Regions from separate parts of the Homo sapiens genome. Here region 2 is linked to region 1. A link is an interaction called in ENCODE POLR2A ChIA-PET data of the cell type or tissue named here. Cell type or tissue: PC-9. All regions are shown on one strand. Links, peaks and the distances in the headings refer to the core of each region. The heading gives the core; the rest is flanking DNA.

Region 1 (5,604 bases), core at 329-5,328:
ATTACAGTGAAACTCTTTATCCTTAAAAGTAAAGTCCTACAATATAAGAACCACAACCTACCATTCAAGCTTTATCTATTACAAGTATTAAACACTGAATATATAAACACCGTATTTTAACTATATCCATATCTGTGCAAAGATCAGCACAGTGCCTCTTCGCACAAGTATCCTTCATAAATATTTGTATATTTAAGCTGTGTGTTTAATATTTTCCCCAAAAGTACAAAATATGAAACTTACTGATTTTAGTCAGCAACATACAGGAGGAGAGATAAATTTTAGGTTTAGTCTGAGGTACTGCACTTAAGTGCCTTTTCTCTCATACTCTTTCCTAGTGAACAAGTATTTACTATGTCATTCTATTACATTGAAACTATGAAAAAATGATATGAAAATGCTTCAGCCCAATGATCTCCCTTCAAATACTTTTCAAATTGAGGAATGAGATATAGAGGAAACAAACACTAAGAGGAATGCATTCAAAAGAATACATTTGGAAAAAAAAAAGGATTTGTAGCTGCTATGATTTGAACGTGTGCCCAATCCAAAACTCATGTTAAATTTCATTGTCATTGTGACAGTACTAGGAGGTAGTACCTTTCAGCAGTGATTGGGCCATGACTGCTCTGCCCTCATGAATAGACTAATGTTATATTTCTGGAGTGGATTCCTTATAAAAGGCTAATTTTGGCCCCCCTTTTGCCTATGTAGCAGGCGCTTGAGTTTGCTAGTCATGGGATGGGACAGCAGTAAACAGAAAACTCTTGCCAGATGCTGGCCATTTAATATTGGACTTCCCAGCCTCCAGAACTGTGAGCCAATAAATTTTTTTTCATTATAAATGACCACTCTGGGTGCAGGGGGTCACATCTGTAAGTAATCCCAGCACTTTGGGATGCTGAGGCGGGAGGACTGCATGAAGCCAGGAGTTTGAGACCAGCCTGGGCAACACAGAACTCATCTCTACAACAAATTTTCATGGTAGCATGCAGTCCCAGTTACTCTGGAGGCTGAAGTAGGAGGATTCCTTGAGCCCAGAAGATTGAGGCTATGGTGAGCGATGATTGTACCACTATACTCCAGCCTGGGTGATGCAAAAAAATTGTCTCAAATAAATAAAAAGATTAGCTAGTCTGTGGTATTCTGATATAGCAGCATGAAATGGACTAAGACAGTAGCTATGAGACTTAAATATGGTCAAGGCCGAATCCTTAAAAAAAAAAAAAAAAAAATTCCTGGCTGGGTGCGGTGGCTCATGCCTGTAATCCCAGCACTTTGGGAGGCCAAGGCGGGCAGATCACCTGAGGTCAGGAGTTCGAGACTAGCCTGGCCAACATGGAGAAACCCCACCTCTACTAAAAATACAAAAATTAGCTGGGTGTGGTGGCACGTGCCTGTAATCTCAGCTACTCGGGAGGCTGAGGCAGGAGAATCGCTGGAATCTGGGAAGCGGAGGTTGCAGTGAGCTGAGGTCACACCACTGCACTGCCTGAGCAACAGAGTGGAGACTCTGTCTCAAAAAAAAAAAAAACAAAAAAAAGAATTCCTAATGCCGCTTTCTCTACCCTCCTTCTACTCTCCTGAAAGAAAACAGTTTTAATGTTTCACATACCAATTCTGTACTACCAAAAAGGGAATAAGTGTCATAACAACAAGAGATCAGAATCTCAGCAAAAAGAGACTTGGTTGGTGTTTGTGTTTTGGTTTTTTTTTTGCAAATGATTCTGGGGAAGGTCCCACTCAAGTACTGTCTTGCAATGCCCCAATATGACCACTGTTGAATTTCCATGACATTACAGTAGATACATATTCCAAACAGATTACCACTGAGGAATTTCAAAGAGCAGCATACACATAAACACTGAATAAAAGCTTATTATGGGTCATTTTTATTTAGAGTTTGCATGCATTTATGAGTCTAATAATCACTATTGCTTGAGGCACTCATTACCTCTAAAGATAATAAAAACTCATTTCTTCAGACATCTGTTGTGAAATAAAATTGTAAAGGTCAATTTGAGAGAATTATATAAATAATAAGGCATTAATAAATCTGACCACAATATCTGACAACTGAGACAGCACAGGCATTCCTCTCTGGGGTCTGCTGCTTTCCACCCCCAGCTTGCAAATAAAGGAAAATCTTAAGTTCCCTCAAGGAAAATTCAAGGCACTCAGCTAGCCCTGAGAAGTAAATGAGCAACTCAGTAAGCAAAAGGTCATAACAGCTTAAAATAATAGCCAAGGAAGTTAAAGTCACAAAATGTTTGGTTCCTTATGCCAGAGGTGTGTGAATCACAGCAACTCCATCTTGAATAGGAGCTGGGTAAAATGGGACTAAGACCTACTGGGCTGCATTCCCAGATGGTTAAGGCATTCTAAAGTCACAGGATGAGATAGGAGGTTGATACAAGATACAGGTCATAAAGACCTCACTGATAAAACAGGTTGCAGTAAGGAAGCCAGCTAAAACCCACCAAAACCAAGATGGCCACGAGAGTGACCTCTGGTGATCCTCACTGCTATACTCCCACCAGAGCCATGACAGTTCACAAATGCCATGACAACATCAGGAAGTTATCCTATAAGGTCTAAAAAGGGGAGACAGGAATAATGCACCCCTTGTTTAACATATAATCAAGAAATAACCATAAAAATGGGCAACCAACAGCCCTCGGGGCTGCTCTGCCTATGGAGTAGCCACTCTTTTAATCCTCTACTTTCTTAATAAACTTCCTTTCACTTTATGGACTCACCCTGAAGTCTTTCTTGCATGAGATCCAAGAACCCTCTCTTGGGGTCTGGATTGAGACCTCTTTCCTGTAACACCCAGGGAAACTAAAGAAAACATCTTAATATACGGCCCTGAGTTGTTTTTCAGAAACCTGGACCACCACCAAATGAATCTGCTGGTACACAGACTTCAAATAAGAAGAAACTGGAGACTGAACTCTGACTGTATTTCTTTGTTCTAAATTTCTTCCTGAGTGGCCTGGAGGAAGTCATGCCCATGGGACACACCTAATATTCTTTTATGCTGACCCCAAGTATTTACACAAAGCTCTGCTTCCTTAAACAACTGCAAATCAAAAAATGTTTGAATCCACCTATGATTTTGTAAGCCCCTGCTTCAAGATGTCCTGCCTTTCTAGGCCAAATCAATGTATATACTTCATGTGTTGATGTATGTCTTTGCATGTAACGTAACCTCTGTTTCCCTACCTTTAAAAACCCTTATATATAAGCCATAGAGGAGGTTGGGTCTTTAGCATGAGCTGCCCAATTCTCCTTGCTTGGCACCCTGAAAAAAGTGTCTCACTTTCTCTCACTACAAATCTTGATGTAACTGTTTGGCTTTGGTGAACCTGATGGGCAGACCCAAGTTCAGTTCAGTAACACAACTAGAAGAGCATTCCCCAACATTTTTCTTCATGAAGAAGAATGATACACACACACACACACACACACACACACACACACATGCATATATGCATATTAACTGAAAAGGACATTTGTGATTTTTAAGAATCTATAAAAAATTACCTTACTCAGGTCCTTTGGGAATGCTAGTGAATAGCTAAGAATTTAAAAGAGAATACCGTCATGTGCCAGATAACGATGCTGCAGTCAATGACAAACTGCATATACAATAGCAGCCCCATAAGATTATAATGGAGCTAAAAAATTCCTACTGCCTAGTGACATCATAGCTGTTATAATGTCACAGTACAATGCATTATTCACATTTGTAGAAATGCTGTTGTAAACTAACCTACTTTATAAACTTTATAAAGTGGAACCAGGTGTGGCAGCTCATGCCCGTAATCCCAGCACTTTGGGAAGCTAAGGCAGGAGGATCACTTGAGGCCAGGAGTTCAGGAACAGCCTGAGCAAGGTAGTGAGAGCTCATCTCTACAAAATAATTACAAGATTAGCTAGGCATGGTGGCACACGTCTGCAGTCCTAGCTACCCAAGAGGCTGAGGTGGGAGGTGCACTTGAGCTCAGGAGGTTGACGCTGGAGTTAGTTATGATCACACCACTGCCCGCTAACATGGGTGACAGAGCAAGACCCTGTCTCTATAATTTTTTTAAAAAACTTTGTAAAGTAAAAAATGTTACAATAAGCTAAGGCTAATTATTTAAAAAATATTTTTGTATAAACCTAGTGTAGCCTAAGTGTACAATGTTTATAAAGTCTACAATAGTGTACGGTGATATCCTAGGCCTTCACATTTACTAACCACTCATTGACACCCACAGCAACTTCCAGTCCTATAAGCTCTATTGATGGTATGGACCCTACACAGGTATGTATCATTTTTAATCTTTTATAGCATACTTTTACTGTACCTTTTCTATGGTTAGATATATTAGATACACAAATACCACTGTGTTACAACTGCCTATAGTATTCAGTACACTAACATATTGTATAGGTTTGTAGCCTAGGAGCAAAAGGCTATACCACAAAGCCCAATGTGTAGTAGGCTACACCGTCTATATATGGATGGCTTACGTAAGTGCACTCTGTGATGTTCTCACAGGGTGAAATTGCCTAACAACACATTTCTCGGAAAATATCCCGACCTTGAAGTGACACAGGGCTGTATCTAGTCAAAACCAATATGCTTTCCTAGAGCTCAGAATTTGGCTCCGTAATGTAACGGCAACTCTTGCTATGGAATCTTTGTGAATAATCCTATAAATTTATTTATGATGGAATCCTGCATTTAACATAGACAGCCCCATGGTTCTCAGAGAGTGCCTTAAAGTGATGTTTCAGTGTGCTTATGTGGCCAGCCACACTGACAGAACAATATGAAGAAACATACATCCCTTGGGTCTACTAAATCTCTAATGATTGCCTCCATTCTCCAGAAGAGCCATTTTAATACCATTAATATTTTTAAACAGACCTCTTGGTCTTCTGAACATATTTTTAAAACTTCTGCTAAATATCACTCTACCACTGACTGCCTTTGAGACAAAATTGAGAGATTGATTCTGAGATTCCTGATAGCTCCAAGAAGAAGAAGCAAAAGAGAAAAACAGAGGAGGAAGTGGGGGGGCGGAGGGGAAGCAGGAGGATGGGAGAGGTAGGCAGAGGAAGGGGAAGAGGGGGAGGTAGTGAAGAAAGAGGAGACAGCGGGAGAAGGGGAATAAGAAAACAGAAGAGGAGGAGGAAGAAAGAGAGGAAAAGGAAGGATAATGTTTTGAAAAAGAGAGAGAAGAGGCTAAAGAACACTGAAAGACAGTAAAGCTGTGCAATATTTGTGGTAGGTATTGGTGTTTTTCAAATAAAGAATTAAGATAACTAATTTACACTCCCACCAACAGTGTAAAAGCATTCCTATTTCTCCACAGCCTTGCCAGCATCTATTGTTTACTGACTTTTTCATAATCAACCATTCTGACTGGCGTGAGATGGTATCTCCTGGTTTTGATTTGCATTTCACTAATGACCAGTGATGATGAGCTTTTTTTCATGTTTCTTGGCCACATAAATATCTTCTTTTGAAAAGTATCTGTTCATATTCTTTGCCCACTTTTTGATGGGGCTGTTTGTTTTTTTCTTGTAAATTTATTGATGTTCCTTGTA
Region 2 (5,301 bases), core at 1-5,000, 390 kb before region 1:
TCAGCACCAGTGTCTACCAACCAATTCCACAACCCACCACACCGGGTAATTTGAAATACTAATACTACGAATCAATGTCTTTAAACCTGTTTGCTCCGGGCTCTGACTCTCACTCTGACTACTGTCATTTCTCTTGCCCTCAGTTTCCTCCTTCACATCTGGCTCCATGTTGGGCCGAACAGACACAGCCCTCACAAACACCTACAGCGCTCTGCCGCCTATGCCCAGCTTCACCATGGCAAATAACCTGCCTATGCAAGTAAGTGCGGCTGGTGGTGGCCTGCATAACCCAGGCCCCAGAGAAGTGAGGAGTGGCTCAGGGCCTGCGGACCTCATTGGCTGTGTCTGCACCCTTGAGAGCTTTTCGCACTACAGTGATTGGCTTGACCAGTCAAGTCGGAGACAGTCAATCCCATCACTTTTAAGTGATTGACTCATTAATTCATGCCCTAAAAAAATGAGTAATAAAAATCTGTCCAGTTTTGTCAGGTTGATCTGCCTTTTATTATACTGTTACCTTGATAATGTTGGGTGGTGGTGGGGCATGTTTTGGGTACCAGGGAGCCTTGCACCAGAAAGTGGAAATAATGCTGGCACATTATCAGATAGCAGATTAGTAGTTTAAAATTTGGGTTTATATTAATGTGTTTGTATGCTAAATATAGAATCTGTGCACGCATTTGGGGCATTACTTTGGGTATATGTGATAAACTAGTGAGAAAGAAAAAAGGATCAGAAATGGGATTCATATTTACATGGTGAGATATACATAATATAATGAGAATGCTAGTTTTCTGTCTGTATCTACAATAAGAAAAGGCATAGCAGGTATTTGCTGGAAATTTAGTGTGTCTTTGCTGTGAATGGTGTGACGAGTTTGTGGCCCTCCTAGCTGCCTGGGAAGCTTGATGCTATTCACTTGGTATGACAGCCTGCCTCTCCTCTTAGTTCTGTCCCAAATATCTATTAGCCCCTACATTTAGAGGTCCTGCACTAGGTTCACCCTTTATGATGTAAGTTGGATAAGGCAGATGGTTTGTACTAGACCTTTGTTGCTGGATGGATTCTTGATAGGAAAAATGTCTGTCTTCTGGTAGGCCTTTCCCAGTGGTTTTCCTAGAACTCCTGTTTGTGCAACAATTAGAGATATTAGATGGTACGATATTGGCCAGCATGAGCCTCTGCTGGAAACAGTTCTGGGGCTACACTGATTGTTTATTCTCCATTGAACATTTTTTGCTGGATTTCAAATCCAAATAACAGCAAAATAAATGTTTCACAGTCTTCAGACTAATATAGGAGCAGCTAGATAAGCAACTTCAGAGGAATTATTCACATGTTTATTTTTATTGCATCTGGATATTGTTGGCCATAGTGCAATTGATGTAAATTAAGGGATTAACAGCCCATTAGTTGGTGTTGCTATAACTGCGTTGGAATTTTCCAGAAGTCAGGTTGCCTAGAGGAACTCATTGCAGGAATTAGAAACAAATGCAAGCTGAAATTCTGGCAGGCCCTCAAGGCCTGTTTGCCTCTTTGAACTTGATGTTAGCATTCATCATCTGACTTTAATAAGGCCACAGAGTGTCTCGTTCAGTTTCATGTATTATAACAACATCCAGGTTTCTGTGAAGATAGCAAAATGTGTATGTGAGAAAATAATAAGACGAACAAGTAGATGCTGCAATTATATTAGGGCTGTTTCCACATACAGAGCGGTATGGGGAATCAATCTATTTCAAACACTGACTTTTAAAAATTACATAATTTGTATAATTCAAAAAGTACATGCATTCATTAAGCATAAAGAAAATCAAAATGATCAATAACTTTACTCTTCAGAGAAAACTACTCTTTGAATTTTGGAGTGGGTGAGCCCGATTGTCTATCCATTTATTCATTCTCTTGACCAAAATCATCATTTTACAAATGGTGGGTGTCTTCCTCTGGACCTTCTCTGATATGCTTCCCTCTCTGAGCATATGGATTTTGGAAATTAAACATTTCTCCAGTTTGCAGAGAAGAGAAATGATAGTATACTGTACTATCATCTGACCTGCTTGTTCCCGACACACTTCTTTTAATTCATCCCAAGTTTGCTGCCATGGCATAGTACCATGAGAGCTCATGAGGCGTTTTGTTAGGAGAAAGGTTTACCTCCTCAGTGCTGCCATTCCGAACAGTTCGAGGGTAGCAACAGTTTTCTAGTTATAAGTCAGTCTGGGCTTTTGGGTCTGTTAGGAAGTCATGGTTAATTCTCAGGATGGAGGTCGTTATATTTACTAACACTTCTGATCACTTTAACTTGGGGTCATTACAGATCTGCTTCTTCAAAGAATCTTTAATCCCATCAGTGAAAGGTTCCCAAGGTCCCTGAACCATACTTTACTGAGAGCTCCTCCCACTGCTCTCTGTCCCAAAGCTTGAGATATGGGCTCTGGGGGTCATAGGGTTCCCAAATAAATCCAGATTTGCAGGGAGAGGGGATGTGTTTTGATGAAGGTCCTCATGCTATAGGTTCTTCAAAGATGCTAGCAGAGGTTAGAGACAAAAATCCTATTAATTTATGGATAGTGGCAACCATCTAGCTGGACAGTTGTCAGAACCTAAAGTGCTTTAGAGGCTTGATACATAGGCAGCTTTCTTCTAGCTGTGGCCAGTGGAAGGACTAGCTCGAGGCCCAATCTTAGATTTATCATATGGAATTCCAGTACTTCACGTGAAGGCATCTTTAATGATCAGACTTGTTGGCAGAGTTCCTCGGGAGGAGGGAGCCTGGGGCTGTGGCTGTGTGATGTGTTCCTCAGTAACCACAGGTTTGCCTCTCTCCTCACAGCCCCCAGTCCCCAGCCAGACCTCCTCATACTCCTGCATGCTGCCCACCAGCCCTTCGGTGAATGGGCGGAGTTATGATACCTACACCCCCCCACATATGCAGACACACATGAACAGTCAGCCAATGGGCACCTCGGGCACCACTTCAACAGGTGAGCCACTGCTTTCTGCAGGCTGCACAGAGGCGATCTCTCTTCACTAGAAGTTTACCCAAACAGAATCTCCTGGTCTTATGGGAGGGCGTGTTTAACTCCTTGCTTTCCTTGTCCCTGGGGGATGGGGATTGAAAAGGGAAATTCAGTTAAGCTAATTAGTAACTTTACACCATATAGACAAAAACTAAAATTGTTTTTCCTGAATTTGGTCACAAAAGTTGTGTATGAAGACAAGGCCTGAGACTGCAAGTTTTCTGAGGACAGATTATTAGACGAAGCTCAGTAGGGGGCCCACTGAGCTGTAGGTGCGTGCTTGTTGAAATGCTTCTTGCCCTCATAGCTCCTCTAGACCTTTTGCTGGAAATAAAAAGTGACACATTGGTTTTCCAGAGACAGCTTTATTGTAAAAGTTCCAAACATGCAAACAAACAGAGGATTTTTTTTTTCTTTTCCTTTGGATTGGGGTGGGGGGTACTTGGGATCCAATAGGTATATATACATATATTGTCTAGTTTCTGAAGGTGCTACTTTTATTTGTAACAATTGAAGTGATTTTAATACAGTAAAAAATGTTAGAAAGTATTAGTTTTTTTTTTTTTTTTTTTTTTTGTAAACCTATAAATTTGTATTCCATGTCTGTTTCTCAAAGGGAATATCTACATGGCTATTTCTTTCATCCACTTCTAGGACTCATTTCCCCTGGTGTGTCAGTTCCAGTTCAAGTTCCCGGAAGTGAACCTGATATGTCTCAATACTGGCCAAGATTACAGTAAAAAAAAAAAAAAAAAAAAAAAGGAAAGGAAATATTGTGTTAATTCAGTCAGTGACTATGGGGACACAACAGTTGAGCTTTCAGGAAAGAAAGAAAAATGGCTGTTAGAGCCGCTTCAGTTCTACAATTGTGTCCTGTATTGTACCACTGGGGAAGGAATGGACTTGAAACAAGGACCTTTGTATACAGAAGGCACGATATCAGTTGGAACAAATCTTCATTTTGGTATCCAAACTTTTATTCATTTTGGTGTATTATTTGTAAATGGGCATTTGTATGTTATAATGAAAAAAAGAACAATGTAGACTGGATGGATGTTTGATCTGTGTTGGTCATGAAGTTGTTTTTTTTTTTTTTAAAAAGAAAACCATGATCAACAAGCTTTGCCACGAATTTAAGAGTTTTATCAAGATATATCGAATACTTCTACCCATCTGTTCATAGTTTATGGACTGATGTTCCAAGTTTGTATCATTCCTTTGCATATAATTAAACCTGGAACAACATGCACTAGATTTATGTCAGAAATATCTGTTGGTTTTCCAAAGGTTGTTAACAGATGAAGTTTATGTGCAAAAAAGGGTAAGATATAAATTCAAGGAAGAAAAAAAGTTGATAGCTAAAAGGTAGAGTGTGTCTTCGATATAATCCAATTTGTTTTATGTCAAAATGTAAGTATTTGTCTTCCCTAGAAATCCTCAGAATGATTTCTATAATAAAGTTAATTTCATTTATATTTGACAAGAATATAGATGTTTTATACACATTTTCATGCAATCATACGTTTCTTTTTTGGCCAGCAAAAGTTAATTGTTCTTAGATATAGTTGTATTACTGTTCACGGTCCAATCATTTTGTGCATCTAGAGTTCATTCCTAATCAATTAAAAGTGCTTGCAAGAGTTTTAAACTTAAGTGTTTTGAAGTTGTTCACAACTACATATCAAAATTAACCATTGTTGATTGTAAAAAACCATGCCAAAGCCTTTGTATTTCCTTTATTATACAGTTTTCTTTTTAACCTTATAGTGTGGTGTTACAAATTTTATTTCCATGTTAGATCAACATTCTAAACCAATGGTTACTTTCACACACACTCTGTTTTACATCCTGATGATCCTTAAAAAATAATCCTTATAGATACCATAAATCAAAAACGTGTTAGAAAAAAATTCCACTTACAGCAGGGTGTAGATCTGTGCCCATTTATACCCACAACATATATACAAAATGGTAACATTTCCCAGTTAGCCATTTAATTCTAAAGCTCAAAGTCTAGAAATAATTTAAAAATGCAACAAGCGATTAGCTAGGAATTGTTTTTTGAATTAGGACTGGCATTTTCAATCTGGGCAGATTTCCATTGTCAGCCTATTTCAACAATGATTTCACTGAAGTATATTCAAAAGTAGATTTCTTAAAGGAGACTTTCTGAAAGCTGTTGCCTTTTTCAAATAGGCCCTCTCCCTTTTCTGTCTCCCTCCCCTTTGCACAAGAGGCATCATTTCCCATTGAACCACTACAGCTGTTCCCATTTGAA

The links. ChIA-PET counts read pairs that join two places held together with the same protein. Peaks named below come from ENCODE experiments on the same cell type or tissue, not always from the same donor. Only the 100,000 strongest peaks of a DNase experiment are listed, where the experiment ranks them.
Region 2: POLR2A ChIA-PET joins it to region 1 with 6 read pairs; 4 of 35 experiments call an interaction of 5 or more read pairs at or near these places.

What each region holds. Positions count from the first base shown.
Region 1 is chr11:31,401,006-31,406,609 of GRCh38, reverse strand. The region is part of intron 2 of DNAJC24 (DnaJ heat shock protein family (Hsp40) member C24); the gene reads right to left. Among named protein-coding and RNA genes, the nearest start is that of DNAJC24, 34 kb to the right of the region's middle. In PC-9, for the core only: no CTCF peak of the experiment used is centred there; a DNase peak (open chromatin) is centred at 2,309.
Region 2 is chr11:31,788,396-31,793,696 of GRCh38, reverse strand. ELP4 (elongator acetyltransferase complex subunit 4) reads right to left here. Exons shown (of 10, transcript NM_019040.5): 10 at 3,373-5,301. It overlaps PAX6 (paired box 6), which reads left to right. Exons shown (of 14, transcript NM_001368894.2): 11 at 1-45; 12 at 144-259; 13 at 2,837-2,987; 14 at 3,678-4,671. The coding sequence ends at 3,763. Among named protein-coding and RNA genes, the nearest start is that of PAX6, 20 kb to the left of the region's middle. RefSeq lists a silencer at 277-490. In PC-9, for the core only: no CTCF peak of the experiment used is centred there; no DNase peak of the experiment used is centred there.